6 separate regions of the Homo sapiens genome follow, and all the other regions are linked to region 5. The links are chromatin loops, found by intact Hi-C in ENCODE. Cell type or tissue: Caco-2. All regions are shown on one strand.

What was found. Hi-C counts contacts between places; a loop is a spot of excess contacts. Peaks named below come from ENCODE experiments on the same cell type or tissue, not always from the same donor. Only the 100,000 strongest peaks of a DNase experiment are listed, where the experiment ranks them.
Region 1: a loop joins it to region 5, with 4 times the contacts of the local background. A loop is called at or near these places in 2 of 110 quality-filtered maps.
Region 2: a loop joins it to region 5, with 5 times the contacts of the local background. A loop is called at or near these places in 2 of 110 quality-filtered maps.
Region 3: a loop joins it to region 5, with 9 times the contacts of the local background. A loop is called at or near these places in 2 of 110 quality-filtered maps.
Region 4: it touches region 5 in a loop (4-fold over the local background); 2 of 110 quality-filtered maps call a loop at or near these places.
Region 6: it touches region 5 in a loop (11-fold over the local background); 3 of 110 quality-filtered maps call a loop at or near these places.

The regions. Positions count from the first base shown.
Region 1 is chrX:106,479,220-106,484,219 of GRCh38, forward strand. No RefSeq gene overlaps it. Among named protein-coding and RNA genes, the nearest start is that of RADX, 130 kb to the right of the region's middle. In Caco-2, a CTCF peak has its summit at 2,263 (motif pointing right); no DNase peak of the experiment used is centred here.
Region 2 is chrX:106,609,577-106,614,576 of GRCh38, forward strand. It overlaps RADX (RPA1 related single stranded DNA binding protein, X-linked), which reads left to right and starts at 2,402. Exons shown (of 14, transcript NM_018015.6): 1 at 2,402-3,147. The coding sequence starts at 2,505. RefSeq lists enhancers at 2,397-2,586, 2,627-2,966. In Caco-2, no CTCF peak of the experiment used is centred here; a DNase peak (open chromatin) is centred at 2,295; H3K4me3 peaks cover 1,819 bases.
Region 3 is chrX:106,772,086-106,777,085 of GRCh38, forward strand. RNF128 (ring finger protein 128) reads left to right here. Exons shown (of 7, transcript NM_194463.2): 2 at 828-1,075. Among named protein-coding and RNA genes, the nearest start is that of TBC1D8B, 28 kb to the right of the region's middle. In Caco-2, no CTCF peak of the experiment used is centred here; a DNase peak (open chromatin) is centred at 3,076.
Region 4 is chrX:106,799,895-106,804,894 of GRCh38, forward strand. It overlaps TBC1D8B (TBC1 domain family member 8B), which reads left to right and starts at 2,779. Exons shown (of 21, transcript NM_017752.3): 1 at 2,779-3,089. The coding sequence starts at 2,960. In Caco-2, no CTCF peak of the experiment used is centred here; a DNase peak (open chromatin) is centred at 2,737; H3K4me3 peaks cover 2,050 bases.
Region 5 is chrX:106,690,333-106,695,332 of GRCh38, forward strand. It overlaps a transcript of RNF128 not described here. Among named protein-coding and RNA genes, the nearest start is that of RNF128, 34 kb to the right of the region's middle. In Caco-2, no CTCF peak of the experiment used is centred here; DNase peaks (open chromatin) are centred at 2,559 and 3,279; H3K4me3 peaks cover 2,113 bases.
Region 6 is chrX:106,789,637-106,794,636 of GRCh38, forward strand. RNF128 (ring finger protein 128) reads left to right here. Exons shown (of 7, transcript NM_194463.2): 5 at 550-646; 6 at 1,430-1,598. Among named protein-coding and RNA genes, the nearest start is that of TBC1D8B, 11 kb to the right of the region's middle. In Caco-2, CTCF peaks have their summits at 2,039 (motif pointing left) and 2,239; no DNase peak of the experiment used is centred here.

The DNA of each region.
Region 1 (5,000 bases), 210 kb before region 5:
CTCACTCATAGGTGGGAACTGAACAATGAGAACACTTGGACCCAGGAAGGGGAACATCACACACTGGGGCCTGTTGTGGGGTGAGGGGAGGGGGGAGGGATAGCATTAGGAGATATACCTAATGTAAATGACGAGTTAATGGGTGCGGCACACCAACATGGCACATGTATACATATGTAACAAACCTGCACGTTGTGCACACGTACCCTAGAACTTAAAGTAATATATATACACACACATATATAAAGAGCCAGTCTGATGTTTTACTCCTTGGTTCCCAGATTCACATACTCTAGATTTGGAGGCCACAGCATCAAATATCAGTTTTTATTTCAGATCCTGGAGGAAAGTGCCCTAGCTGCTCAAAGTGTTGCACCTGAGCTGATACATTAGCTGAGCTGCTTTACCTGAACAATAGAATGAAGACAAACACAAAGGAGATGCTGATGAACATAAATACTACTCCCTGGTGAGCCTGAATGTAGTCTAAGGCCAGTCTATTATTCATTAAAACCTATACAAAAAAGTTTAGACTGATTAGCTGATGTTATAGAGTTTGTGGCATCTCATTGGCTATGGTTGCTAAAGATAATGATTGGTACCTGATCATTGTCTCTGGGGCATGGACACTGATGCCGGGGCATAGAACCAGGAGTAAAAGTACCCCCCAGCTAGGACAGCCCTCTTTATCCAGTGTTCCAACAAGGGATAAAATGGGTGGTATCACCTTCAGTGATTACTGGGAGCCATACATGAGCTAAAAAATCACCACTACCCCCAGTGGAAATGTTCTGTGGCCCCCTCTCTAATACATACAAGCATATAACCTGAAGAGGCTTCTTATACTTGGTTTTGTATTGTTTTGGTAAAATCACATGGGTGACGTCACTGAGTAGACACAGTTTTGATAGCCATACATGGCATAGGCCATTGGTGTGTCAGAAGAATCATGTGGATTAGTACCGGTCACACATAAACAAGATTGCACTGGTCAGAGTGTTTGTACATGCATGAAGGGATCCAAGTTTGATAGCCGTGGCTATGGGAGATTTTCAGCTTTTTAGCATGTGGATGAGAAAGATGGACCTCAATGTGAGTTAGTCAGCTGCGGCTACCACTTCACTCAGATGGACCATGGAGATGTTTGCCAAGCAGTAGTACTGAATCCAGGGGACATAGAACATTGATTGCTTCCCCCATTCCCATACCTTCCAAGGTCTAAAGACCGCATATACTGAGGTTGTTACTTTCCCCCAGGCGATGAGGTTGTTGCTCTCCCTCCATGGCCACACAATCTGTTGGTCCTAATCCAGTAGTCAGTACCTTGTCTATTCACCCATCCATCTCCCACTTGCTCCCAGACCCATCCAGATGTGCCAGGGGTTATGTGGGCTATGGTACAATAGTAGGAATTTCAGTGATATATTATTATCTATTCAATGATCTAGTATCATCTATTGCTGCTTGAGTGAGCCACTGCAGTGGTAAATCCAAGCTTCAGAAATTCTACCAACGGATCATTATCCTTGTGATCTGTGACATCCCATGCCCAATGACAGAAGCTAGGTGATAGCAGGAACAATAGGTTGGAGTCTATCTCACTTTGTTGTCTAAGGTGAAAAAAAGAGGAATGGTTGGAGATTGTCAGTGTAGAATCCCTGATCTAGAAGGCTGGTCTCCTTGTTCTCTGACCCCTTCTCTCTTGACATTCACACAACCATTCAAAGATAAATATTTCTTACAGAGAGAAGCCTCAGATAATAACCATACAGTCTGACTATGATGTGTAGTCCACAATTCTGGCAACATAGCTTGCCTAGAAATATTTTACAGTCAAGGTTTTGAAAATTTACTCCACCTCTTGATGATGCCAGCAGCCTGAGCATGAAAAGGGGCATGGGATGCATGGCGAATGACATCCCCATCAGTGCACTGTTGGGTCTCCTTAAGCTTGAACACTGTGCTTTGGAAGACTGTAAGTGGCAGAAACAGTAGAACTCAGACTCAAGTATTACCATGGTATTCCCAGAATCTGCAACTCACACAGGAATGGCAACTTCATAGCTGGAATAGATTTCTCTTTTTTTTTGAGGTTTCCAACACATTTTATTTTGCAGACCACTGCTTTGTAGCTTTTGAGGACAACATCTGTATCAATTCCTATAAAATGTCCAATCAATTTCAGTTCCGTAGCAGGCTCTTCCAACTGGAATAGATTTCAATGGCTGTTAGATACCAGAAATAGCCACAAGGTGGCAGCAGAGAATGGAAGTAGACCCTCAGGAATGGTCAAGGCTCAAAGTTGTGTCACCTACTGACAGATGACACAGATGGAATTCTTTTAAGCCCATTGGATTATGGTGGAATAGTCACTTGCCCAGTCCTATGATGAATACAGATAGCATTGCTATGCACATGCAATTGGCCACATTGTTTGATTTAGGCTTTTCTGAGTATGGATGCTTTCCTTTGGCATTCACATGGATTACATAAATGTTCTGTCTGGCTGCAGATATAGCTTTCCAGAGTTCCTGGCCCAATAGAGGGGTGCCTTTTATATACCAGTAGTCATTCTCCATGAATTCAAACAGACAGCTGAGCTGTTTTCACTGACACTAACCCAAGTGTCAGTGAAAATACAATATGCCATTTCTCTATGAGTATTATATAGGACAAGGATGGCAGTATTCAAATCAGCCAATTGTGCTGACTGGCCCTCACTGCAGGAGGTCTTCCAGGGCTGTCCTTGGGGCTTAATTACTGCCAATACCCAGTGAGACCATTAGCTTTTACTTCAGCTAAGCCATCAGTAATCCAAGGTCAATCATCCTTGGGGATTTGGAAGTGTGATCACCAGATAGCAAAAGGCTTCCCTTGTGAATGAGCAAGGGGAGGTTCAAAAGCCTCTAAAGGTATGTAACCTTTTTGTATATGGAGGACACAGTTGTGGGACCAGATCTGCCTCTCTCTTAAATATAATATTTCCATTTAATAAAAGAAGACTGTTGGGCCTTTCTGACTTTATTGTAAGCATCTGAATGAACAAACCCAAGATGGAGGTGTCTGGGCAAAATGTTACCTGGCATTCCAGAATAAGGTTCTCATTCTCCACAACTTCCCATTAGAAGGCCAGTTAGTTATTTCCCAAATGGAGTGTGATGGGTGGCCTGGTCAGGGAACTCGACGGGCACATACAGGTGGAAGCAGTCTCTCTTTGGTAGAAGCTCAACACAGCATAGTCATCAGTAGCAGATACTTGTAGTTACAAGGGACCCTTGGGGTTTTACAGGCCCATGTCACTGCCCTAGCCTACCTGTTATTACCATAACCAGTTAAATTTTCTAGATTTTCTGCTCAACACATACATAAGGTGCAACAAACTGTCTGGATGAGGCACATAATGTCTCGAATATCCAAACAGTCAAATTAACTTCTGGGCTCCTTTTTAGGTAGTGGTGAGTCAAAATGCAAGTAACTTTCCCTTTTATATCTTAGAGATTGATATTTGAGCCTTAGCCCACATGGCTCTCAATAATTTGACTTGGGTGGTTGGTCTCTATATTTTATTAGGAGTAATGAGCCACCCCTTGGCTTTCATGCAAGTCAGCAAACAGCCATTACCACTTGTTCTTTACTGGGGCTTACCAGCACAATATCATCAATATATTGGAATCAAGTTATCCAAGAAAGGAAAAAGAACTTATTCCATACATCTGCACGCTCACTGATGGCAAACACCAAGAAAATATAGCTTCTCCAGATATAGCATAGTAATTGTGTGGGAGCTACAGGGACAATGGCTAAATTCAGCTGGCAATAAGCCTCCACCTCCCATTCACCTGTTTCACTAGACACTCAGGGCCATTGTCAAGATATAAAAGCTTTCAACACTCCTACTGTCTTTAAGTCCTTCATTAAGGCCTTGATTACTTTCTCATCTCCTGGAATTCTATATTATTTGTGTAGTGTAATACAGGAGAGAACTGGAAGTCTAGTTGGTGGTTTTGGTGTAATCTTCTCACTATCATCATATTGCAAGATGCTCTTTTTCACAAGTGGGAGAATCCCCCTTCTTAGACTCTATGAGTACTCACAGTAAATGCATGTAAAACAGCAATAGCAATTATACATCAAGCAGTAAGAGTAACAGCAGTAGTGGGAGTCTAAGTGACCACACCCAGATGGTTACAGTTAATCCCCTTTTCTGTTTCACTACATCGCCAAATTCAGCCAATTCACTGGTAGCACTTGTCCCTCAACAGAATCTGATAAGAGAGTTATTTAAGCACTGGTATCCAAACAAGCCACAAAATTTCTCATCTCCTACCTTTACCCCATGCCACATTGTACCCTTGCAGAGGCATATGACCTCTGGGCCCCACTGGGGACAGAAAGACCTTGACCTCACGCTTAGTCCCCCTTCTTCAGATCACGATACATGGGCTTAGGGTCCAGCAGTGGAAATGCTGAAGGAATGATAGCCAGTTGGCTACTATAGGATAATAATGAGGAAGTGAGAAGCCAGTTGACTATCATTCTATGGTAGCCAACTGGCTTCTTGCTTCCTCCTATAAAGACGGAACCCACAAATGGGGTACCCAGACTACCAACATTTCTATCCAGCTAACTAGAAATGGCTTCTTACTTCCTCCTATAAAGAGATATTGATCTCCATGGAGAAATCTGTCCCCACTGAGGCACTTTAAGTTTCAACCGGATAAACAACTGCCTGTTTGTGCCCCTTCTCCCTATGCCTATAGCTCCTATCTGGACCCAGTTGCTTCAGTGCTCAACCCATTAATCTCTTCTTTGAGAAACTCTGTTTTACAGCCAAATCTATATTGACTTATGGCTAGGTTCCTTTGTAGGGGATTTATTCTTTTTCCCACTGTTCTTTATTTTATCTCAGATTACAGAAATTTTGCTTAGATGAGGATGGGTCTGTCTTTCTCTTAGGCATTTTTCAACCTACAATCATAGCCACCTGCACAGGGTCTCGA
Region 2 (5,000 bases), 81 kb before region 5:
CCAATTCCAGTAATTATCCAAATACTAAGCACCACTGCTAATATCCATCTTTCATGAATTAGCTGGAAGGACACAGAATGTGATGAGACAATACTATTAGTCATAAATTTCACTGAGCATATATAGTTTAGGGGCTGCTGATGGAATAGATTTGAAATATTTCAAACACATTCTCCTTTGATAAACAACAGAGATAGTCGACATTTAATGACCCCTACAGTAAATGCAATACAAATCCATAATTTCATTTATTCATTCAACAAAACTATTGAGTACCTACTATATGCTAGATACTTATTTTGCCACTGGAGATTCTGCAGTTTACATAACAAAGTACCTACACTCAGGCAACTTATTTTATGTTTGGTAAATTTGGATTTTTGTATATTGCATTTGTTTGTTTATGGAAAGCCACACTTGTATATTCCCTTTGGTAGAGAGGCACTGGGAATTATATGTTTTACTTATTTAAAATATTTGAGTGCCTTTTATGCATAGCAGTAGTGAAAGAACAAATCAGTTTCTGCTTTCGAAAAGTTTAAGATCTAGTTAATGCAGATCATAATCGGGTGTTCCAACTTGTAGCGACTTTGCTACCCCAGGGGACATTTGGCAATGTCTGGAGATATTTCTGGTTCTCACAACTGGAGGGGGAGGTGCTACAGGTATCTAATGGGTAGAGGCCAGAGATGCTGCTAAGCATCCTACAGTGCACAAGACAGCCCACAACAAAAAACTTTCTGGCCCAAAGAATCAAGAGTGCCCATGTTGAGAAACTCTGAGTTACGCATACATTAAGTTTTTTTTTTTTAACTGCAAGTATTAGATGATAAGTATCAAATGAGTGATACAAGGTGATACAGAGAAGAGAAAGATTATCCTAGACTGAATTGGTGAGGGGAGGCATCATGAAGGAAGTGGGGTTCAAGACTAAGTGTCATGTCACTCCTTTGCTCATAATAGAAGAAACCCTGCTACCTCTCTGACCTCACCTCCTACCACTCTCCCCCTCGCCCCTCCACTGCGGCTGATTGGCTTATGCATTTCCTTGAAAATATCAAGTATGCTTCTGTCTCATGGAATTTATTCTTCTTGTTTTCTCTGATTCAAGTGCCATTCCCCTAGATATCCACATAGCTCACTTCCTCACTTCCTGCACATCTCTGTTCTGTTCAGTCTCTTACTAGAGAACCTTTCTGTAATCATACTTTTTATAAAATATTAACTCCTGTTCCCTCCACTTTATTTCCCCTTACTATGTTTTTTGGTCTCCCTAGCAAGGCTATACCCTGCCCAGACCAGACACTCAAGAAATCTGTATAGAATGAGTAAATTAGTTAAGTATTAATAACGGCAGGGCTCTTTAGCCCAAGCAATGAGAAGAAACTTGAGGGAAGGACCCTGACTACAGTTATCCCCAGTGGCCTAAAACAGTGCCTACCTCATATAGAGACTTCATAAATAGTGAATAAAGAATGATAAAATAGAGAGCCAAAGGAAATTAGTATAAACAAAATCAGCTCATAACCATCTTAAAAAGTATTCTTAGAACAATTACTCCCTTCTATGTATACTGGATCTAAGTACATCTATTAAATATTTTATCCTTAATTTTTACTATTCTTATCAGCTTTTTCACTTTACATTCGTTCCTGATATATGCCTTGCATTAAACAAACAAACATTAAACAAAGTTTCTGAAATCTCTACCCTAGATGTATATTAGGCCAGGTATTATATTAAAACTAGCTGCATTTTAAGAAGTCTAATCTAAAGGCAGCCCTTTACAAGCCAGTTCTAGTTTTCTATTTTCATTTGCACTTAAACACTAATTCACCCACCCTACACTCAGGGAGCCACTACAGATAATTATGCTAATGCTAATCGCAATAGCAGCTAATGTTTACTGAGGACTTTTTGTGCTAGAGTCTGTCCTGGAGGCTCTGCATAAATTATCTGGTTTTGTTCATACTACAGGAAACCCATGTTATAACATTAACATATGTTAACCAACTCTAAATTACTTTCTGTTCCTGGCCCAAAGCCCAAACCCCCAAATCCCTGAGCTTTGACTCTGCACCCTGATTCTTGCCACTTTCTCTTTTCCCTTGCCTCTAGGCATCCTCCTTTCCAGGGGACCACAAGCGCTCTCCCCCTCCCTCTTTGAGAACCATGACAACCACCGATTCCCCCTCCCCTTCCCCTGTCATCCCTCCCCCAGACGGCAACCCGGCGGGCACAAGGTCGGACGACCTGCTACGTAACTCGCGCGTGTGACTGCCTAGTAACAGTGTCTCGAGTCGGAAGCGCTCGGAGCGAGGGGCGGGGTGGGAGAGCTGGCGCGCGCACGCGTAAAGTCTTTGCAGCCTCGCTACGGGGCGGAGTCTTGCCTGTCAGCAGGGGCAGAGTAGCGATCGTCGCCAAAGCGCGCGGTTTTATTTCTCTCCGCTTTGGACGGGGCAAACTAGCTTTTGGGAGTGAAGCGGGTACGCAGTTATCCAACAATGTCTGGTGAGTCAGGACAGCCTGAGGCTGGTCCCTCACATGCAGGGCTAGATTGGCCGAACCCTGAGAGGAATCGGGCTGGGGTCCCGGGAGGGGTGATCCGAAGAGCTGGTTCCCAAGGGCCCAGGTCCTGGATCCAAAAGGTTCTTGAGCAGATTATGGACTCACCTCGCCAGTGTGTCACCCCCTCGGAGGTGGTGCCTGTAACTGTGCTGGCCGTCCAGAGGTACCTGTTAGAGGATGAGCCACGCGACACGGTGCCCAAGCCTCCCCTTTATTGCTATGATGTGACGATCTCAGATGGGGTGTACCAGGAGAAGTGCTACCTGGACCCCAGCTTGAACTCTCTCGTATATCAAAATATTCTTAAAGTTGGCATTCAAATGAGAATTTCCAGGGTCTCATGTCTTTACAATGAGAAAAGGATAGGCCAGGGGATCCTGTGCATAGATAACGTCCACTGTGGGGAGACTTCAGACAGTATTTCTTTAGAAACTCCCTTCAGAAATAGAGCGCACCAGGAGAAACCAGAGAGGCCTTTAAGAGGCGGGAAGAGTCATTACCTGGCGCTGTGGAATAACGAAGATCCCTATGGAGATATCTGGTTAACAGACAAGCAACCTGAGGAACACAACTTTAGCGGTAAGTGTTTGGAAAGAACGGCAGAGGGTTTTAAAAAAAATAGTTTTCAGGAGCTTGCGTGAACGGGAAAGGAAATGAAAATGCTTTTGTATTGTTAATTACAAGCCAGGAGTGGTAGGTAGACAAGTTTTCTTAAATGACCAAGGGATGCTCAATGAAATTTGCACAGCCAGTGGTTTTTGTTGGTGTTTTTTGTTTGTTTGTTTCTTTGATTGCAAAAGTGGCCAATTCAGGAAGTGTGTTTGACTACATCTTAAAATTCAGTCTGGCAAACGTACTGATGTGGGAGTCAGTATTCCTCATACGTTCGTTACATGTTTGATTGTGGTGGAATTAATCTTAGTTTTATTCCCAATCCAGTTGTGGAAATAGTACGTTGTGTCGGTTGAAGAGCTTATAGATTTGAATTTAGCATAAAGGTTGTAAAAATTTGCGGGTTTGCATGTTTTAATCTTCATTCAAAAAGGATGCTCCGTGATGTATTCCTTAATACTTTACATTGATTGAAACGCCGTGTAACAGTTATGTAAATATCACCTTTTAACGGTGTGATTTTTATGGGAAGGCTTGACATTCTCATTTTCTTGTTTCTTATTACTCACCACAAAGAGTACTGATCTGGGAACTTCAATTTTTCTGTATCAGAAGTAGGAAGTTAGCTTGAAAACACTAGCTTGCCATCAGCAACTGCTCTAAAATACGTTTTTTTTCTCTAACAGATGAAATTAAGGGGAATGATAGTACTGTAGGCATGAACACGTTTGAAATGGGGAAAGAAATAAAATGCAAAAAATAAAATAAGAGAAAGTACTGGAAGGAGAAAGACTATAATTTTCTACATTACTGCTTTTCAGTCCCTTTTACAATGTTGTCACAATGCTAAATCACGGATAATCTTACTGTGACGTGTAAGAGCAACAAACTTGAAAGTAAAAGAATAACTAGCTCAAAAACCATGCAATTATAGTCACATCCAGTTGTAAGGAAAAAAGATGTTATAGAAATGTGTAGGTAAGGATATTTTAAATAACTAAATTTTAAAAAGCAAGATAGCTATTTCAGGGATGAAAAAATGGAGTGATTTTATCTCAAGTGTGAAATAAGGCAGTAGTGCATTACTACTCTAAATGTTGATCACTTTAATTTTTAGAATTGAATATGTAAATGAAAAACTGGTGCCCTACAAGAAAAGTTGAGGGGATTAATACTTTGTAAAATGTATTTTGTCGTAATATCTATTCATTCATTAAAACCATATTTATAATACAAAAGGCAATGTCTGTATGCCAAAATAAAACCCAATCTGTATATTTGAAAGTATATTGTGTTAGAAATATACCACCAAAGTATAGTAAAATGTTAGTGATAAAATCTAGGAAGTGGGCATATTGATGTTCACTGTAAAATTTATTCAGTTTTGCTATATGTTTCAAATTGTTAATAATAAAATATTAGGGAGAAGTGAAAGACCTCTTTCACCTTCCCTAGTGCCTTCACCTTTCTTCTAAAAATCTCAAATTGTCAGCAGTTTGTTGTGTATTTTTTTAAAAAAAAGGAATTAATGTCGCATTGTGTGATTTGCTATTTCCACTGAACACATCTCAGGCATCTTTCATGTACATCTGTACATACAATATTCCATAGCATGGGTGTGCCATAATTTCTATAATCATGCCCATGTGAATAGGTAATTTGTAGTTTTAGGCACTTATTAGTGTTTTAGTATTACATACAATGATAAGCATCATTAGAATGTACACATATTTTTGTTTACTATGTTCAAGCATTGCTGTTGAACGGCTTCCTCTGGCGAAATTGCTGGCTTAAAAGGTATTTAATTTTTTTAATTTTGT
Region 3 (5,000 bases), 82 kb after region 5:
GGAATGGCATGAGCAATCTGACATTCTTTTAACATTGGGAAAGATAATGTTTGTACTTTATTTTTTTCCACAAAACTTATATAATTGGTGGTAGAGAGGTAAGTATTTTAGATAATTAGACCTTTAGTAATAAGATTAGTCTTAGTTTAGGCTTGTCTTTAATAGGTAGTGAATAGAAATGTGCATTTCTATATGTTATCTTCATTGCTAACCTGATCACGTCTGTGTAAAACCTTAGAACACCTTGAGCAAATTTTATATTGCTTTTGAGGATATAGAAAAATGGTACATCATGGACATATGTAGTTTGTACATTTGGGTTTGTAAACATTGTTTGGCTCAAATTACTATCCCAATATGTAAATCCTTATACATGCTAGTAGTGAGCTCTTGAGATAATTTATCATCTTATAAATTGGGAAATATTTCTGTATTCCCCAAATCTTAGATTCCTTATCATATAAGCCCTATTTTCTACAATTTGGGGGACTATTTGTCTTTAAGCAAGCCTTCATATAAGATGCAAATTGGGTCTCAAAGGCAATACTGTTGAATTATAGATAGTTAATCTGAGGAGGGGGAGGTGTTTGTTGTATATAATAGCTTCCTTACTAAGTTATGAGTTCCCTAAAATCGGTAACCAAATCTCATGCGTGTTTATATAACCTACAACTTTCATATAGATAGTAGGTGCTCAAAAATGTTAATTGAATGAATGGGTATCCTTCCTTTGTCTCATTGAGACCCATTTAAAATCATTTTAGCAATTGGGTTATTATACTAAGAATGTTTCACCAAACTAAAACTGAATTTGTTTTATTTTACAGGTGCAGTAGACATTGTTGCAATCATGATCGGCAATCTGAAAGGCACAAAAATTCTGCAATCTATTCAAAGAGGCATACAAGTGACAATGGTCATAGAAGTAGGGAAAAAACATGGCCCTTGGGTGAATCACTATTCAATTTTTTTCGTTTCTGTGTCCTTTTTTATTATTACGGCGGCAACTGTGGGCTATTTTATCTTTTATTCTGCTCGAAGGCTACGGAATGCAAGAGCTCAAAGCAGGAAGCAGGTTTGTAATGGTCCTTTCTTCCACTATTAAAAAAAATTTACTGTTCTAATTGTAGTTTCAGGGTCCTGCATTTTAATACATTGTACTTGCTAGACAATGATCTCCCCATATGTTTTACAAAATCTGGTAGTTTTTAAAAGTATGTCAGCTCTTCTCAAAGGTTTATTTTCTATATTTGTCAAAGAACTTAATCCTACCTGATTAAATTTTCTAACACCTCATTAGAGAACACATCCAGCATTTAATTACATATAGGTGTAAATACATATGTTCTTTTAAATAAACATTTTTTTCTAAATTACAAAAACATTTCATACTCAATATAGAAAACTTAGAAATTAGAAAGTACACGGGAAAAAAACTCACCTAAAACCTGATATAGCAATATAACTATAGTCATCGCCCAAAGGTAACCACTATTATTTTATATGTACGTCTGTATTTGCATGTGGGGATGGGGCTGAGAAGAGGGACTAGGCTGAGAAGGCAGGGTAGAAGATCTGATTGTGCATGATATATTGTTAGGCTTCAAGTGGAGTCAAATATTAATAGTTTCTACCATATTATAACAGTGTATAAAAAGGTACAAGGTACACAAACAACAGAGCAAAAATACCAAAGCATTACTGAACAGTAAAGTACCTATGGTTGTATGGCATTGTTCCTGCCACCATTAAATTGTCCCCCTCAGCCCCCTGATATGCTCACATTTCTCCTTACCCAGCTTAAATTCCATGGTTACTCCCATGCATACATCTTCAGTTCCCGTGGCCCTTCTTTCTCTTTGTTATAGTTGCTGGAAAAACAAATCCAACCCTGGTTAAATTTACTTCCCACCTACTCTATGTCTTCACCTTGCACAACTGAAGTATCAGAAAGGCATTTACAGCTGTACTGACTGATCTCACTTTAAATTTGTGACCGTAAAATCAGAGTGGGCCCTTAATGCTACCCAGGAATCACACTATGTTTTCTTGGCCATTTACTCTCCTACTGTTGGATAACCATATGTGTTCCTTTCCCTTTCTCCAACACCTCCTCCAACTTTACTCTCAATTTGTATTTTATTTTACTGAGAAAATTGAAGCAATCAATAATACTTCCACATCTTCTCATCTATCTTCATCTGCGTCTATCCTATTCCCCTGCTTTGTCTTCTGTTTTTATGGATGAACTGTTCCTTTGCAAAGGCTAACTCTTTCACTCAGGTATAAGATTATTTTTGTCTTTTGTATACTCAAGGACATCACTCCAGAAATTTTCCTCTCTCACTCTCCTACTTTAACAATTTCTCCCTCTCCTCCTCATCTTTTCCACCAACATGCAAACATAGTATTATTGCTCCCATTTTCAAAAGATTTTCTCTTGGCCCCAGGCCAAAAACCTTGAAGTTGTTCTTTATTCCTTTTTTTCTGTCACCTCCCATGTAAACTATCAGCAAATCCTATTATTTCTACCTTCATTATATATCCAGAATTTGATTATTTCTTATTACCTTCATTGCTTCTGCCCCAGTCAAAGCCACCATAATTTCTTACCTCCTCCTCCCTTCAGGTATTCTCAGTATAACAGCGGAATGGTGTGCCACTTCTTTAGAAAGCTCAGTAGGGATTTAATGCTTTCAGATGAAAATACATTTTTATATGTACTGAGCAGTTTCTCTAAAGGCGATCGATTTCTGGTCACTTCATGTACTCTTCCTCCAATAAGTGAAAAGGAACTCAATTTATTTAGGGGGCGGAAGGAGCAGTGAGGATTTTTATATAGCAAGAAAGTTAATTTAATTTAGGAATAGATGAGAAATTGAAATTTTATTATAAAAACTTCATAAAGATTAGATACCAGCATATGGTAATAAGTGATGGTTATCTCAGTGTTTAAAGTTAATTGGCTTCTATCCTTCTCCTTAGAGAAGCAGCTTATCACATTGGTGGCAGGTTCAGCCTGATACTAGCTGCAGTCAAAAAGATGTTTAAAATTCCTGTACCAGGCCACTCAGTAGTTTCACACTGTGTTAATATTTGACATTTGTATATTGTGCGGTTTTTTATCTGCGAGGCTGGAAGGAAATTGGTGTCCAGTGTGACTAACTATTCAAAGGTTATAGTTACAATGACAAGAGTGTTTGGTTTGCATATGTTCATGGTGGGGTATGTGTTTCAGTATTCTCAGTGCTATAATAAATTTATTGACATGGCATTAAACCCCATCAGAAAATAATAAGGTTTATAAAGAACTTTGTCTGGTGTTACAGAGCTTCATTGGACATTTAGCTCTGGTCTACGCATTTAATTTTCATAGTTTATAATACATCTTATGATAATTAACCTCTGTAGAAATGGTCAAGAATAGCATTAAAACTTCTCATCTATTTGGAGAAGGCTTTTGAAGGGGCTTTTAAAAATTACTTAATGGACTATATCTGTTTATCCTTTGAGGACTAAAAGATTAAATATATGGCTGATAATCCTTTTTGCTTATAAATATTTGAGAGTGCTAGAATGTCATTTATATATTTAATTTTCATGACAGTATTAATTTTTAAAAGGTAGAGCTTAATGCATATGCTGATTATAATTATCACTAAACATTTAACTATATTATCTCCATTTTACTGGTAGAAATGATGATGAAGCTGAGTTATGGAAATTTGGCTTCATTAGAATGTTAGGCAAATTTAATATATTCAAGAATTTCTTCCTTCTGAAGGTTATGATACATGGTATATAATGTCAGGAAACTGATAACTGTAACCATAAATTCTGATGACTGAATGCTCAGATGAGCCCCCAGACAGAATAGCCTCATATGTTGTAGTGTGATGTGTAAGAACACATATCATCCCTGTTTTTTAGATACAAAGCTTTTAAACAGAACAAAAAAGTATCAATGGATTATAAATGAAAATAACATATTAGGCCTTATAAGTTAGTTTCATGTCCCTTCCGGGAACAACCCTAACTTGAGACAAGAAAGATTATGGGAAACCTTATGGCATACACAAATTAAACTACATTCAGGAGTGACCACTATACACTTGACTCTAGCATGGAGTACCAAACATTTTCGGGTACCGTAAATGTATCCTAACTGTATTCAAGCAGTTAATACTCAATAGCCACAATGCATGTGTTGGATTAAACATTGGCAAGTGAAACAAAAGAGGGCTGTAGGTGAAATAGGAGCTGGCCTAGATATAATGTGAAAAGCTGAATTTACTTTTAATGAAGAGTGGCTTTCAGAAGAAAAGGATTTACTAACTAAAATAGACAGATTAGAAGGAAATCATCTTCCAAGAGGAGGGAAAAGAATGGGAATCCACTTGCAAAGGTCATAAAGCTTTGATAAACTGATCACACAGACCCAACACATAATGCTAGAGAATGCTAGGAATCAATATTGGGAAAGAGAATATACTCTAACACAACAGAATCTATTAACTATTTTACTTAAAAGTGATCCCCAAGTAGCCATGGGGGTAATGACCTTCCATTTTTAGCTGTAGAAGCTCAGGCAGAGAATCTTTGAGACACATGCAGATCCTCAAATTTATGGAATTTTTTTTTGTAAAATTGCAACTTGCACTGCTGATCTCTGACTGATCTGGACCAAAGGATGGGCCAAAATAAGGCTAGTAGGAATAGAACTAATACTGAATGATACCCATGTACTCCCATGGGAGGGAAATGGCCTTGCTGTACAAAGTTAACAGGAACCTATAACTTGATAATAATATAAGTTGAGACAAATGATTGGCTTTGTCCCCAGCTAACATGGAACCTAGAAATGACAGAATGATTGCAACTGGTGACAGCATTTGTTCCTCATCATATCTGGCATATGGGCAAAGGCTAATTCTTCTAGGAAGGTTTAATAAATATTTCTGTGACATTTCCGGATTTTTTTTGTAACCAAACCAAACTGT
Region 4 (5,000 bases), 110 kb after region 5:
CTAGCAAGCTCCAGGGTGATGCAAATGTTGATGGTCTGGGGTCCACACTTTAAGTAGCAAAGCTTTAAATGGCTCTCTTCTGGCAGTAGTCCACCTGTTTTGAATCTTACTGCTTCTAAACTAGCTGCAGACTGCAAAAAAAGTATAACCTAAGCTAGTGACATTCCTTTCAAAAAAGCCAGTAAAATCCTGAGTGACAGCCTCAGTCTTTCCATAGCACAGGGTTTGGAATTGCTATTTGGGGTTTCCAAATACCTTTTCTTATAGGTGTTTGAGGCTCTTAGAAGGCTGAGTCAGCTGGAAGACTGACCTTCAGAAAAATGAAGTATTATTTATCTCTACATGGTGTATTATTGGGTCTGTTAATATGTGGCTTGGATAAGTCAGAAAACAAGAATGGAAGCAGACAGATGAGTTGGGAAGCTATATTATCATATGGCGGGAAAGTGTTGTGAGGCTAATCTAAAGCCATAATAGGCAGATGGGATGGACTTTTGAAAAAGAAGTAGAGGAGTGTGTGTGTGTGTGTGTGTGTGTGTGTGTGTCAGAGAGAGAGAGAGAGACTGGCCAACCAATGGACTAACACCAAGTTCTTACTTTCAGTGTCTTGGTAAACAGTGGCCTTTGAACTAGGAAACCTAGTAGGAGAAACATCAACCAGGGGGAATATTGGAAAAATAAGTTTGGCTTTGAACATATTGTATTTGAGGTAACTATGGACCATATGCATAAGCAGTATAGTGTCATGGTTTGTAATCAGACAAATCTAGGTTCAAATTCCAGCTTTGCTGTTTATTTAGCTATACGATCTTAAGCAAGTTACTTCTCTGAGCCTCCTTTCCTTCATTCGTAAAGTAAGCATGTAAAAATGTGCAAGCTTATTAATGAAAATTAAATGACATAATACATATACAGTACCAGTACAGCACCAGTACTGTACCAGCAATGCAGACAGTGTGCAATCCCAGTCCTTCCCCAAGCAATTTATATTGACATTGAATAGAGTGGCACGCTCTATTTTTTTAAGGTGCTTCTAGGAAAATACTTTTATTTGCAAGGGTGCGAAATTAAGTCGTTTATTATTGAGCCAAAAATTTAGATCACATAAGTAATTTAATTAGAAAAAAATGTTTACATAATTGGTGAAATGTTTATTTACTAAAGCAGGAGCTCTCTAAACGCCCTGCTGTAAGCCAAAAGTGGCCCTGATCCTGTAACAGGGAGCATGTGGGTATACCTGGAAGAAATTGCAGAGTAAACAGGTAGAAAAGCCATCCAGTTCTGGATAGCTTTTGCCACACTGTAACCTTTAAGGGTATTGGAAAAGGATGTGGTTTGATGGGGAAGGAAGTAAAAAGGGGAAGGAAAGGTAAAAAGAAAGGAAGATATCTCTCAACGTTTGCTACATTTACTGATCTTTCTCCAGGAAGAGAAGAAGAAATTACCTCCCTTAGTACACATTCAAATTGCGATGGCTTTTCCCAAAGATACATTGCAGTCTGGACTCTGAAAGGATTATCTCTTTCCAAACTGTCCAGATAGCTGCCTTGGGACTACTTACTGCCATTTAGTAGAAGAGAATCCCAGATTGCCCCTTTTCTCATTCACAAGAAAAATCCCTGCTTGGAGCACACGCCTGCCTCACTCGAGATGGCACACATCTTGGAAGGTTACCCCAGAGATGCTCCTCCAGGGCAGAGTTCCTTGGCTTGGCATCTGCGTGTGCCCCACCCCATTTTTTTTTAATCCACATGACTTTGAGGCTCTATTCTCAAAACAGCTTGCCAAGAGCCCTTTGCTTATACATGGCCTCCCAACTCCTTCCTCCCTCTAAACTTTTTTTCACTTTTAATGCACTCTTTAATTCCGGTGGACTTAGTTATTGCAATAAATAAAAACATCTGTCAAATATTTCCTCACAGCGATATCATGCAAATTATTGACCTCATTCACCTTAGTGTTCAAACCGCTGCGCATCATTGCCAAGATACAAAGAGATCAAGTTTGCTTCCAAAGGGATTTTTTTAAGAGTTTAAGAAAAAAAAAAATGCACATAAATTGTTTAGATTCCAAAATAGGAAGCTGGACAAGAGATTTTCTGTGGTTCATTACAGCAGTTTAATAAACAGATAGGGGCGACAGTGAAGGAAAGGAGCGGTGCACGGAGTGAAGAAAACGCGTGGCTTCTGGAAATTTTATATTCTTCCTATATAACCAAAAAGAGCTTAATCTAGGCATGAATTTTGGATTTAGAGAAGGAATCGTATCACTGACTGTGTGACCTTGGATAAGTCGCCTCACCCGACAGTGCTTTCCTTTATTAATGTGCAAAGCGGGGACGAATGTCCACTTCGCAAGACTGCTGTGAGGATTACGTGAGATCGCCTGAGTCTATAGTGAGAGCTCATTAAATGTTAGTTGTTGCTACTGCTACTTCCTGGAATGAACCGATATTCCAAAATTCCAGAAACTTTGTTTTCTACAGTTTAATGCCTTCGGCTGTAAAATGATAAAAAGAAGCAACACCTTTACACCTGGGACTCACTTATTTGAACCAAAAAAATGCTTTAAACTTCAGATAGGCAAAACACACTTAACTGATGGCTGGGACCCGCTTTGAAAGCACCCCCACCCATTCTCACCCCAGTGTATTGTGGGAAGGGTAGTCCCATGTTCCAGTCGCTTGAGCACAGAAAAGCGCGTAGGAAACTACAACTCCCAAGAGGTAAAGAAGCGGGACTATTTCCCAGTCTGGCGGTAGCGCTGTGGGAGGGAATTGGCAATCTCTCTGCCTACGTGGGAGAGAAGGGAGGGTTGGGGGAAGTGTGGAAAACCTGAACCTGAGCTGCTGTCGCCTGAGGAAGATTTGGTGGGAGGAGAAGCAGAGGGGAAGAGACGGGTTGAGAGTGAGGTGAGGAGGGCATCTAGGTCACTGCTCCCGGGGGGCACAAAGTTCGCGATGTGGCTGAAGCCTGAGGAAGTGCTTCTGAAAAATGCGCTGAAGCTGTGGCTGATGGAAAGGTCCAACGACTACTTCGTGCTGCAGCGGCGTCGGGGCTACGGGGAGGAAGGCGGAGGGGGGCTCACAGGTAAGCTGTGGCCACCCTACCTGCCTCTGGGCTGTGTTCGCTGTTACTTAAAAGGTGGTGAGGACAACAGTTACTCGTCGCTACCAGTTTCCCGATCCTAAATCGTGGGCGGAGGGACTGGGGTTCTTCTCCCGACACCACCTTTCCGCCACCACCTCCAAGTCCTGAGAATGTCTCACTGGACGACGAGTTGCTCTTTGGTTGGGACAGGTGAAGGGAGGAGCGCGGTTCTTTCTGAGGCCAAGGAAGAAACGGGTACCTACCTTGTCGCTTCCCATGGGGGGAGGGAGGCTGATGATGAGTGTTAGACCTAGACAGGTCGCATTTAGGCTGGTGACAGGGGCCAGTTCGCAGTTGTGAACTTAACTTTTTTCACAGAACCCATACCGATCATCAGCACCCTGGGGAGATTAAGCGTATGGGGGATGGGATGGAGTGGGTACGCGGGGATGGTGAGGAGAAAGGGAGGCGCCCAATCACATCCTGAGAAATAGACTTCAAAAGAAATATTAGGGAGGAGGGAGAACTGGAGTCAGGAGAGGTGGAGGGGTAGGCTCAGAATTGCTGATCTCTCCCAATTTAGCATCTTTTACTTTGTCTCCAAGTTTTCAATCTTTGGGATCCCCTCTCAAAGGCTATTAACAACGTCGTAATAAATTAATCTCTTGAGTGACTGGTGCTGCCCCTTCATTCAAAGCTGTGATTGTAAGCCAGACGGTAAGAGTTTAACTCTTCCTGTCTAACCCACCCTGACCCCAATTCTTAAAAAGTGTTTTTTGGCCAAATGTTTAAAGTTTCCAGAGAAAGTTATTTTGAGACCACTCATCTTGGGTAGGGATATTTAAAGTTTTGGACGTTGGGAAAGCAAGAGCTCTTTTTCTAATCAATCTCTAATTTGGTATTGTGACCTTGAAGTGGTAGACCAGGCAGCGTGATGTAATGGAAAGAGGGAAGAGTCCCGAAAACCTGCATTTTAGTCCCATCCTACTCTCTTACTTGTTGGATGACATTCCTCAAACTCTTTCATTTACTCAACCTTAAGCACCTACTGTGTGCCACAAGGTTCACAAGATTCAGTTTCTTGGCTTTGCAGTGCTTATAATCTGGATAAGAAGGGTGGGAAGGTCTAAAGGAAAAAGAAAACCACCTAGTAAACTAGGCAAGTTATAATTCATGGAGGAGATGACCTTGCTTTTTCTCTCTTGGAAAATGGTGCCTACCTCACAGAGTTGAGAGGATAAAACGAAAGATAATAGCACCAAATCAATGTATGTCGTCAAGATGGTGATAAACGTATGCTGTTATTTCGTTTTCAAGCCACTCCCGGGGTGCAAAGAATTCTGAGGTTCTACAGGACATTTTTTAAAATTTTGCTAGACCTATTAATCTTATCCAGCTTCTAAAAAGGCCCTCTCGAAAATATGGCAACAAAAATTGCCCTGTTAAATGTGACATTTTGTCATTTTCTAATTTTTAAAAATTACAAATGCTATTTTGCAGAAGAGTCTTTCCATTTAATAGATGCAGATATTTTCGAGATCAAAATTTTAGAATCGATGTTCATAATTACCCAGTGACATAAATTATCCACTTGAGTCCATTGAGAATAGTTCAGGATATATTTAAAATAGATTTCAGGCCGGGCACGGTGGTTTATGCCTGTAATTCCAGCACTTTGGGAGACCGAGGCAGGTGGATTGCTTGAGACCAGGAGTTCAAGACCAGCCTGGACAACATGGCGAAACCCCATCTCTACAAAAAATACTAAAATTAGCCAGCCATGTGGCCCCAGCTACTTGAGAGACTGAAATGGGAGGATGGCTTGAGCCTGGGAGGTCAAGGCTACAGTGAGCCGTAATAGGGCCACTGCACTCCAGCCTGGGCAACAGAGGGAGACTCTGTCTCAAAAAG
Region 5 (5,000 bases):
TTTCAGAACTTAATGATTTAACTTGTGCAAAAATATGTCAAGATTTGAAACTAGTATGTTCAGATTATTTAACAGGGAGCCAGTGGTAAAGGCCTGGGTGTGTCTTCCTACCTTTCTCCTTGTTTGTGCATACAATTACACTTCTTTGTAAAGATGCAAAGAAGGCTTGGTTTTATTACCAAAAGAAAGTCATAGTATGCATATTATTCTTTAATTTGCTTTGCTTTCCATGGGTATAAGATCTTTAATAACATGTAATAAAATACCTTTGGGGCATTTGCTACAAATATTTCCCCAATGTATCACTGCCTATTTAAAATAGTTCAATATTGTTGAGTGAGCAAATGTTCCACTTTAATTTTTTCCACTGATATGACAGTCTTTTCCCTTTCACAAGGTTTAATAAATACCCAGGTCTGTGTCTGCTGGTTTTAAAAAATTCTTAATTTTTCAAAAAACATTATTACTTAATCCAACTGTAATTTATTTGGGTGTTTTGTGAGGAGGAAATGAGGAGCAAACTGATTATTTTCCTTCTTTAACTGACTAGCCAATTGTCCCATCACCATTTATTGAATGGTGCCTTCTTGGGTTGTTTTGTTTTGTCTTGTTTTGTTTTTTGAGACAGAGTCACTCTGTCACCCAGGCTGAAGTGCAGTGGTGCAATCTCAGCTCACTGCATCCTCGACCTCCCAGGCTCAAGCAATCCTCCTGCCTCAGCCTCCCGAGTAGCTGGGACCACAGATGCACACCGCCACACCAGCTATTTTTTTTTTGATAGAGATGGGGTTTCATCATGTTGCCCAGTGTGGTCTCAAACTCTAGGGCTCAAGCAATCTGCACGCCTCTACCTCCCAAAATGCTGAGATTACAGGCATGAGCCACTGTGCCTGGCCTTTTTGTATTTTTTATTGATAGATTATAGTTGTGCATATTTATGGGGTACATGTGACATTTTGACACATGCAATGTATATCGATAAAATCAGGGTAATTGGGATATCCATCACCTCAAACATTTATCTTTTCTTTGTGTTGGGATCATTACAATTCTTCTCTTCTAACTGTTTTTGAAATATACCATACACTGTTGCTAACTATATTCACCCTTCTGTACTATCGAATACTAGAACTTCTTCCTTCTAGCTAACTGTATTCTTGTACCCATTAACCAACTTCTCTTCATCCCTCCCTCCTCCTTCCCTTCCCAGCCTCTGGTAACTACCCTGGAGACATGGGAGGAGAAATGAGGCAGGAGAGCTTTTCCTTAGTGTATTTTTATCCTGAATTGTTTCCTGAATACGTAAAATGTGTTAAGATTTTTTAAATGTTCAAAACTTCAACCTATTAAATCCACTGAAAAAAACTGTTAGGATATAATCTTAAACACAGAAAAAGTTATTATAACAAAATGATAATAGCAAAAATATTATTTAAAATTTTGACCAAACAAAAATGGAATGACTAAGTAAACCGAGGTATTTCCATTAATGGAATATCATTTATCCAACAAAGCATTGTCTACAAAGATTATAAGATAAAATATATAATGACTGAGATATTAAATGAAAAACTAATTTAAAAATATATAAATATGATCATGTAACTAAGAAAAAATCCCTACACAAAATAATGAAAAGAAATCTTAAGATAAACAAAGAAATATTATTTTTTAAAATTTGACTTCTAATGGATTTAGGTAACTTCTCATTAATCTGCTTTTAAAGTTTTTCATGAGAAGATTTTTTAAGGAGTAATTTAATTGGCAGAAAAGGATAGATCAAATTTCTGGGATTTTACTAATTATTTAAATGTTGAATGTTGATGTTGAATTTATCACAAAAGACTGTCCATCAGCAATCTCTAAGCTAATGGTTTTGACAACATTTATAATAACAATAATAACATTTCTGTTTTTAGTCTGATAATTTTCTCTGGTGAATACAGGCTTTATTGTGATCCTAAAAACACATCAAAATGATAGGGCTAGTAGCAAAATAATGAACTATTTGTGTTTACTCTTAAATTGACCATAAGCTAATACACAAGACCTTTAATCTTTTCAGTTCAATTATATGAATTATTAGGCTGTTACTAGGTGTATGATGCTAGTAGTACCAGGTACTATGGGAGGGTACGCTAATGAGTAATTGGCAGCTATGATATGATAGCAAGGTTCATATTTGTATTATACATCTGCTGGGATTTATTCAGCAGGTTCTGCTGCTGATTCCCTGAACTCCTTCCCTCTGCTGAGTGGTGTGAACTGTTAATTCTCACCTGCAGGGTCCACTCCAACACTGATATTTCAGATGTTTAAAAGCGGACAAGAAGTAGGGAGAAGAAACAGCTTCATTGACCACCTCCATCAACAACGTCTCCTATTTTTTTATTTTCGGTTGTCCTGTCCCCTTGACTCTAGTAAACCTTCCTGATTCCAGATTACCTGACTTGGACCTTGGACTACCATTGTCCCTACCTTCCTTTTGACCTGGTAGCTTTTTGCTTCCCTGGAAGCCTGATGCCTGTTTGTCTAGTTTGCTGACTCTTGGCCCAGTCAGACTCCTGATATCTCTGTTTGTCTTGTTCGTTCATCTATTCCTTCATCAGCCCTTGGCACACATTGCAATCTCCCCATCCCAGCAATTTTCACAGACCAGTTGACCCCGTAGCGTATGTGTCCTAATGCTCTTAGTGTCCAGTGTGCTCCTGAATAAAAACAGAGCTTGAACTAAAGGAAGCAATGAAACAAATAAAGTTGTCTATACATCTGGGAGAACTAAAAATTTAAAAATGTAAATGTTAAAAATTAAACCTTCAACAACCTTTTTTAGAGTATAACACATGGGGCACAAAAATTAATGGAATGCAGCAACTTGCAGGTATCAATCAATCAACAAATATTTGAGTGCCTGCCATGGGCAAGGCACTATACTTGAAAGGAAAGGAATTCTAGCTACTGAAATATGTTTGTTTTCCAACGAATAAACAAGGTAACAGAGGATATCCCTTGGGGAGCCTGCTAAGAAAACACACACACACACACACACACACACACACACACACACAGAGAGAGAGAGAGAGAGAGAGAGAGAAATTAGAAGAGAAAAAAGCAATAAAATTCATTCTACTAATGCCATAGCAATTAAACTCATGGATCTTAACTTACTCCAGGCTGAACTGGTTGATAGCATATTTCAGCAGGGCTTGGCAAACCAGTTTAGTGTTTTAGATATTCTGAGAGAGGTAACTTTCAGCCTTGTCACGTGGGATTCCCCAGAGTCCAGTTCCTCTTTCCAATCCACTCCATGTTTATGAAAGTGCATTAGTTGGAACAGTAAGAAGAAAAAAAAATGTACTGCAGGAAGTCATCCAATCCTAATAAGTTGACATGTAGAATAAAGTTGATGGTGTTATTTATTACTAAGGTAGTCCTGGTTAAGGGTTACCTGTGTGTACAGCTGGAGGAGGGGCAAGCAAAGGGGAATGTAGATAACTAAAGTGAAATAGAGCTGATGTATCCAGAGGTTATGTTGCTAGAGGTGAGATCAGTTACCTACGTGCAACTGAAATTTCAAACTTCTGTTCAGCAGGGACGTGAGTGGACAATGGTGACTGATAGTTGGAAATATCAGCAAACATCTTAAATTTTATACTCAAATGAATGAGCAATGAACCAGGAGAATAGGTCCAGTTTTTTTTGGCTCCTTGTAATTTTTACCTTTTTACTTAAAATTACAGCATCTTTTTCAATGAGTGCCTATGTGACTGTGACTTATTACAATGAAACCAGCAACTACACTGCAATAGAGACATGTGAATGTGGCGTTTATGGATTAGCTTCACCAGTGGCTAATGCTATGGGAGTGGTAGGCATCCCTAAGAACAATAACTACCAAGCTTGTGACCACAACACTGAGTTTAGTAATACTAAGAAGCCCTGGATTGCGCTGATAGAAAGAGGTAATTGTACATTTTCAGAAAAAATTCAAACAGCGGGCAGAAGAAATGCTGATGCTGTTGTGATTTACAATGCTCCAGAGACTGGCAATCAGACGATACAGATGGCAAATTTTGGTAAGTAATAATTGATTCACAAAGAGAGTTAATGTCCGTTTATCTTAGAATGGTATTTCCATCTAGAACTGGTCTAGGATCTGGCAACAAGGTTGTAAAATAATTTTACTTTAAATTTTCTTGCCTGGCACAACTTGTAATTACTTTATTATTATTTAATATTTTTAATTAATTTGTTCCAAAGACAGTAGCAATTCATGAAGTGATTCCTATTTTCTTTCATGTTTTCTTAGCAATATAAGTTTCCTCAGTGGGCATTATATCGTGAGTTGCTTTTTAATAAACTGTGCCTTTACCTCTAAACATTAAAAAATTTAATTTCATTATTAATTTGCACTTCTCAGTTTGATTTATTTTCTCCTGCAAAAGGGATTGTATGTTTTCAAGTTTGTGAAACTGCAAAACAGTTTCATTATGCTTAAATAATAGCATATTATAAGTGTGTAAAATGTTATAGAAATGAGAACTTGACTCTACTGTATGCTTGTAAGATTTGAATCTTTTTGCGGGACTGATACAAACGAATCTGCAAAAACGTGATATTACCCATTGAAAAGTGTATGGCAGAAATAGGATAACACTGTAATTAACAAAGAAAATAAAGATTTCCCTTAGAAATATTTACTAATGGCTTCTTAAGTAAATAGAAACTTCTAATTTATTAACTTTTTAAAGGAGTTACTTCTGAAAATCACTGGTTTTTATTTATTTAAAAAAACAGTTTCCAAGTAAATAGATTTTTAAACCAATGAAGAAGTAAACTTCTGAACCCCATTTTGTTCACTGTGGATAGGTATGTGTGTTTTTATCAGACTTGGTCTAAAAAAAAAAAGGAATAATTTCAATCAAGGCAAGCGCTGACAGTAAATGAATACAAAATTTTGATAATTGGTGTTATTGCCAAATTTGGCCTCTAAGAAAATT
Region 6 (5,000 bases), 99 kb after region 5:
ATCCATCAAGAAAAAAATAAAATGAAATCATGCATCTGTTTGAAAGTGTTCATTCCTTAGTTTTTTAAATTATCCCTCTCCTGAAGGTTGTTCTTAACACTACTTCTTTTAGCTATTTAATACAATAGTGATGCTCTTGGAACATATCACATTGCCTAAAGCATCAGTACAGTGTTGTTGTACTCAATACTATATTGGACTATATTATTGAGAATGACTGTACCATTTATCAGTTAGGGAATTCTAACTGTTTAAGATTTGAAATAATGAACAAAGTCTTAGGTCAGGTAGTGTCCTAGCCATTTTCAAATGAGTACTGAAAATATTTTTTTTTGGAGCTAGAGTAATGAGGCTTTTACATTTAAAAGTACCGTATTATGGAATTTCCAAATTTTGTTTCTGTGACTCCTTCATTTTATGAATAGTGTGTTTAAAAGGAAAGGCATCCATTCAAAGACTAAATAAAGTTACACTAAGTAATCTGTTAATATATATTAGGTAAAGTGTTGCTACTTTACAACTGATAATTATGTTTTTTTCCTGAATTAGCCATATTTTCCATAAGACATGTGTTGACCCATGGCTGTTAGAACACAGGACTTGCCCCATGTGCAAATGTGACATACTCAAAGCTTTGGGAATTGAGGTAAACATTAATATGTTATTTATATGAAGAATATATGCCTGGGCTTTGGAGAAAATAACAAAATAACATCCTTATTTTTTCGCTATGTAATACACCATACTTATAGTTTATACCTAAAACCAGACATATTTATATCATATAGACAATGAGGTGCCATCTTGGGCCATCTCCATTTTCCTTCTTCCTCCCTCTTTCCAAATAGACTCATTATTTGGTCAGAATTTGAAATGATAACCATATAAACCACCAACTTGGCATCCCTCTTTCTGTTTTTGTAATCTTTTACTATTGCATAGTGACCAAACTTGTAGTTAAATAAGCAGACATAATTTGAGAAAGCATAATAAATATTAAATTATAATTTTATATTTGGTAAATGAAAAAAAGGCCTATTTTCAAGATACAACATAAAATCGAGCTCAAATCTTGACTTGGGAAGGTACATAGATGACAATGATTCTCAAGTTCCATAGGGGACAGCATGATGTTTTTTTAGGGCCTAACTTGTACCCAGCATTATTTTATGAAGTGCTGGTATCACCCAAATGAACATACCAGATGAGAGTGCACTCCGCCTATAGCATCTTTCATCCCATTGGTGGACCCAGTTACTCTGTTTTGACTGGGGCTAACAAGAGACTTGTGATCATCAAAAGGGATCATAGGTTTAAAAGGTTAAGAAATATTGCTCCAATGAGTCACCTATAAAGAAACTTTGAAGTGATATGTCGAGGAAAAGCGTGTACACTGAGAGGCTTTTAATTTGTTACATGTTCTTTAAAGGTGGATGTTGAAGATGGATCAGTGTCTTTACAAGTCCCTGTATCCAATGAAATATCTAATAGTGCCTCCTCCCATGAAGAGGATAATCGCAGCGAGACCGCATCATCTGGATATGCTTCAGTACAGGGAACAGATGAACCGCCTCTGGAGGAACACGTGCAGTCAACAAGTAAGCATCATACTAAAGGTTAACGAGTGCCCTGCAATCCATTGTAGATCATATGCCTGTATAGTACTCTTGCTTTTTAGCGTTTGTTCCATTCAGCCATTATCATGATCCAGGTTTTTTCTACTTAAAATAATGCCGTGAAGGATGCACCCCTACCTTAATATACATATATTCAAATGTATTTGAAATAGATGAAATGCATCAGAGTGGGGATTATTTACAAAAGAAAGATTTATTGGAAAGCTTCTCTCTGATGCATTTAAATCTTGGCTTATTAACTAATTACAGAGGGTAAGGAGAAACTTTAAACTTTAGGAGCCATTGTTTATTGCAGATAAAGCAGAAATTAAAATAAAGGAGTTCTGAAATGATAAAACAGAATTCAATTTATAAAAGTTTGATTTATACCCAACTTCTCTGGAACCCATGTTTTGCAAGTAGGAAACTGTTTAAGAATGGTATGTGCTGCCACCTGTTGACTATTTACCGTGAAATGAACAAACTGTTAGAAACTAAAATTGAATATATCATTTTCAAAATTCATGTGAATTTGTATTGCAACTTAGTAATTTTATGCCAAATGAGAAATTTTAGGGAGTTCTGTTTTTCCCTATAAAGATAAAACCCCTATAAAAATTATTTTCCCTTTCTTTTACCTCAATCTTTTCCATGTTTTTGTTGGTTTGAAAGTCTTCTCTCAATCCTCATTTTGAGATAATTTAATTCTAGTATAAAAGTAAAACAAAAACTGATTGTCAAGATGACTTATGAAACTTTCAGCTTCCTATTATATAAACCTTTGTCCTCTATAGGCTTATCAGTGCCATAGATACCACTTCTGAAGATATCACAATGAATATAACCACACAAAGGCAAACTTTGTATTTCTTATATCTAATCTTCAGACATTCCCTTGAATATAAACTAGTTATAAGTATCTTAATAATCTGTGGATTATTCTACCTGTAATAGAGAATCATTGTCTGATTGCCCCAGATGATCTTGTACTCTCATAATTGTGTGGTAATAGAATTCAGTAAAGATAAAAGAGAGTGTACGAGATAATTTATTGCTAGTCTTTTAAAAAACAACATTCCAATCTACTCTTTTTGTGTTCTGTTCTTCTGTGGGTAGGGGTGGGGTGGGGGAAAAAGGTAAGCACAACAGATTTTGCAGAGATTTGAAAAGCAAATGAAATAATGATCCATGTTTCTCCTCCTGTATTCTTAATTTGGATGATAGTAATACTCACCCAACCGCCCCAAACCAGAAACTAGGGACATCCCAAATTCTTCCCACTTCCCCTTCTGTGTTCTCAATTCTGTCCCCTAATTTCCAACCTTAATTCCACAGTCATAGTTTGAGCCACTATCTTCTCTTTGCCTATTCCTTCCATTCTTCCTTACCCAAGAAGTTAGGGGAGCCCAGTATAACTCCTGTTTCTCCTTTAAGACTGACACCTCTTTGAGAAGCCTCTCTTGACTAGATGTGATGGCCCTACTGTTGGCTTCCATAGAACTTCGATCATTGCACTTACTACACTGAGTTGTATTAAAACTTTTAAAGTTCTTTTGGATAAGAACAGTGTCTTATATTCACTGTTGTCTATCCAGCACCCAGCACATAGTAGATACTCAAATTTATGTTGAATGAATTACCACTTAAACCAGATTTAATTTTGTCTGGGATTACATATTACTAGTTTAAGAATCTTGCGTATTAGCCATTGATTCTTATGGTGATAGTTGATTTGCATAACTTTGTAAATACACATAGTTCATGTCGTGTGTCACATCATTGGGCTAAGTTCTATTAGAGCACTGGTTTTCAAACTTAAGTATTCATTGAGTCACTTGGAGGGCTTATTAAAACGGAAAGGTCACCACCAGAGTTTCTGACTCAGTGGGTTTTGGGTGATGCCTAGGAATTTTCGTTTCTAACAGGTTCACAGGTGATACTGATTCTACTAGTCCAGGGACCACATTTTGAGAACCATTGAATAAGGGCCCTACTGTCAATCCTGGCTATACATAAAAATCACCTGGAGAGATTTTAAACTTTGCTGATGTTTGGACTGTACCTCAGAGCAACTGTGATTTAACATGAGGTGCAGGGCCTGGGCACAGGTATTTTTTATTTTAATTTGAAATGATTTCAGACTGACTGACAAAAACGTTTCAAAAATAATACAAAGAATGCCCATATACCATTCACCCAGCTTCTCCAAATGTTAACATATAACCATATACAATTATCAAAACCAGGAAATTTGCTGATAAAATGTTATTATCAAAACTATAAACTTGACTCAAATTTCACCAACTGGCCCACTAACGTCCTTTTTCTGTCCCAGGATCCCACATTGCATTTAATTGTCATGTGTCCTTAGTCTCCAATCTGTGACACTTCTTCAGTCTTTGTCTTTCATGACCTTGACACTTCTGAAGATTACTGGTCAGTTATTTTCTAGAGTGTCCCTCAATTTGGGCTAGTCTGCTGTTTCCGAGTGATTAAATTTATTGTCCATTTTTGTCAAGAATACTACAGAAGTGATGTTGTGCCCCTTTCAGTGCCCCCATATCATACCAGGAAGCACGTGATGTTGGTGTCTTATTAGTGATGATTCAAACTTTGCCCACTTGGTTGAGGTGGTGTCTGCCAGGTTTCTCCCTTTAAAGTTACTATTTTTCCCTTTGTAATTATTAAATATCTTATAGAGAGATACTTGGAGACTACACAAATGTCCTGGTACTTATCATACTTCTACCCACTACTTTTAGCAATCATTGATGCTTCTTGCTTGCAGTAATTATTGAAGTATTTACCAAATGGTGATTTTCTGTTTGCATCATTCTTTGTACATTTATTGATTAAACTTCTAATATAAGGAAGAGCTCTTCCTTCTCCTCCATTTATTTATTGAGTTATTTATTTATTGTACTATAGGATCCTAGACGTTTCTTTCATTCTATAATATCATTCTCATCGTTTATCCCTTGCTCATATCATCCTAGATTTGGTCATTGGGAACTTGTTCAAGTTGGTTTTTGTGTTCTTTCAACTTTCTTACTTTCTGGTAACACAAGGTGTTCTAGGTCTGGGATTAGCCAACTTTTTCTGTAAGGGGCCACATAGTAAATATGTTAGGCTTTGAAGGCCTTAAGTCTTCATTTTCATACTCTTATTTTTTTGTTTTTGTTGGTTTGTTTTACAACCTTTTACAACCATGATAAGCACTTTTAGCTATGGTTTGTAGGCTGGAGTTTGCTGGCCCCTAGGCTAAAATCTAGGTTAACCTTGTACTTTCCCTCTCCTAGCCCTAGAATCAGCCACTTCTTCAGGAGGCCTTTTACTGGAGAATAGTATTTCAAAACCAGGATCTGAGCAACGGGCATGCTTATT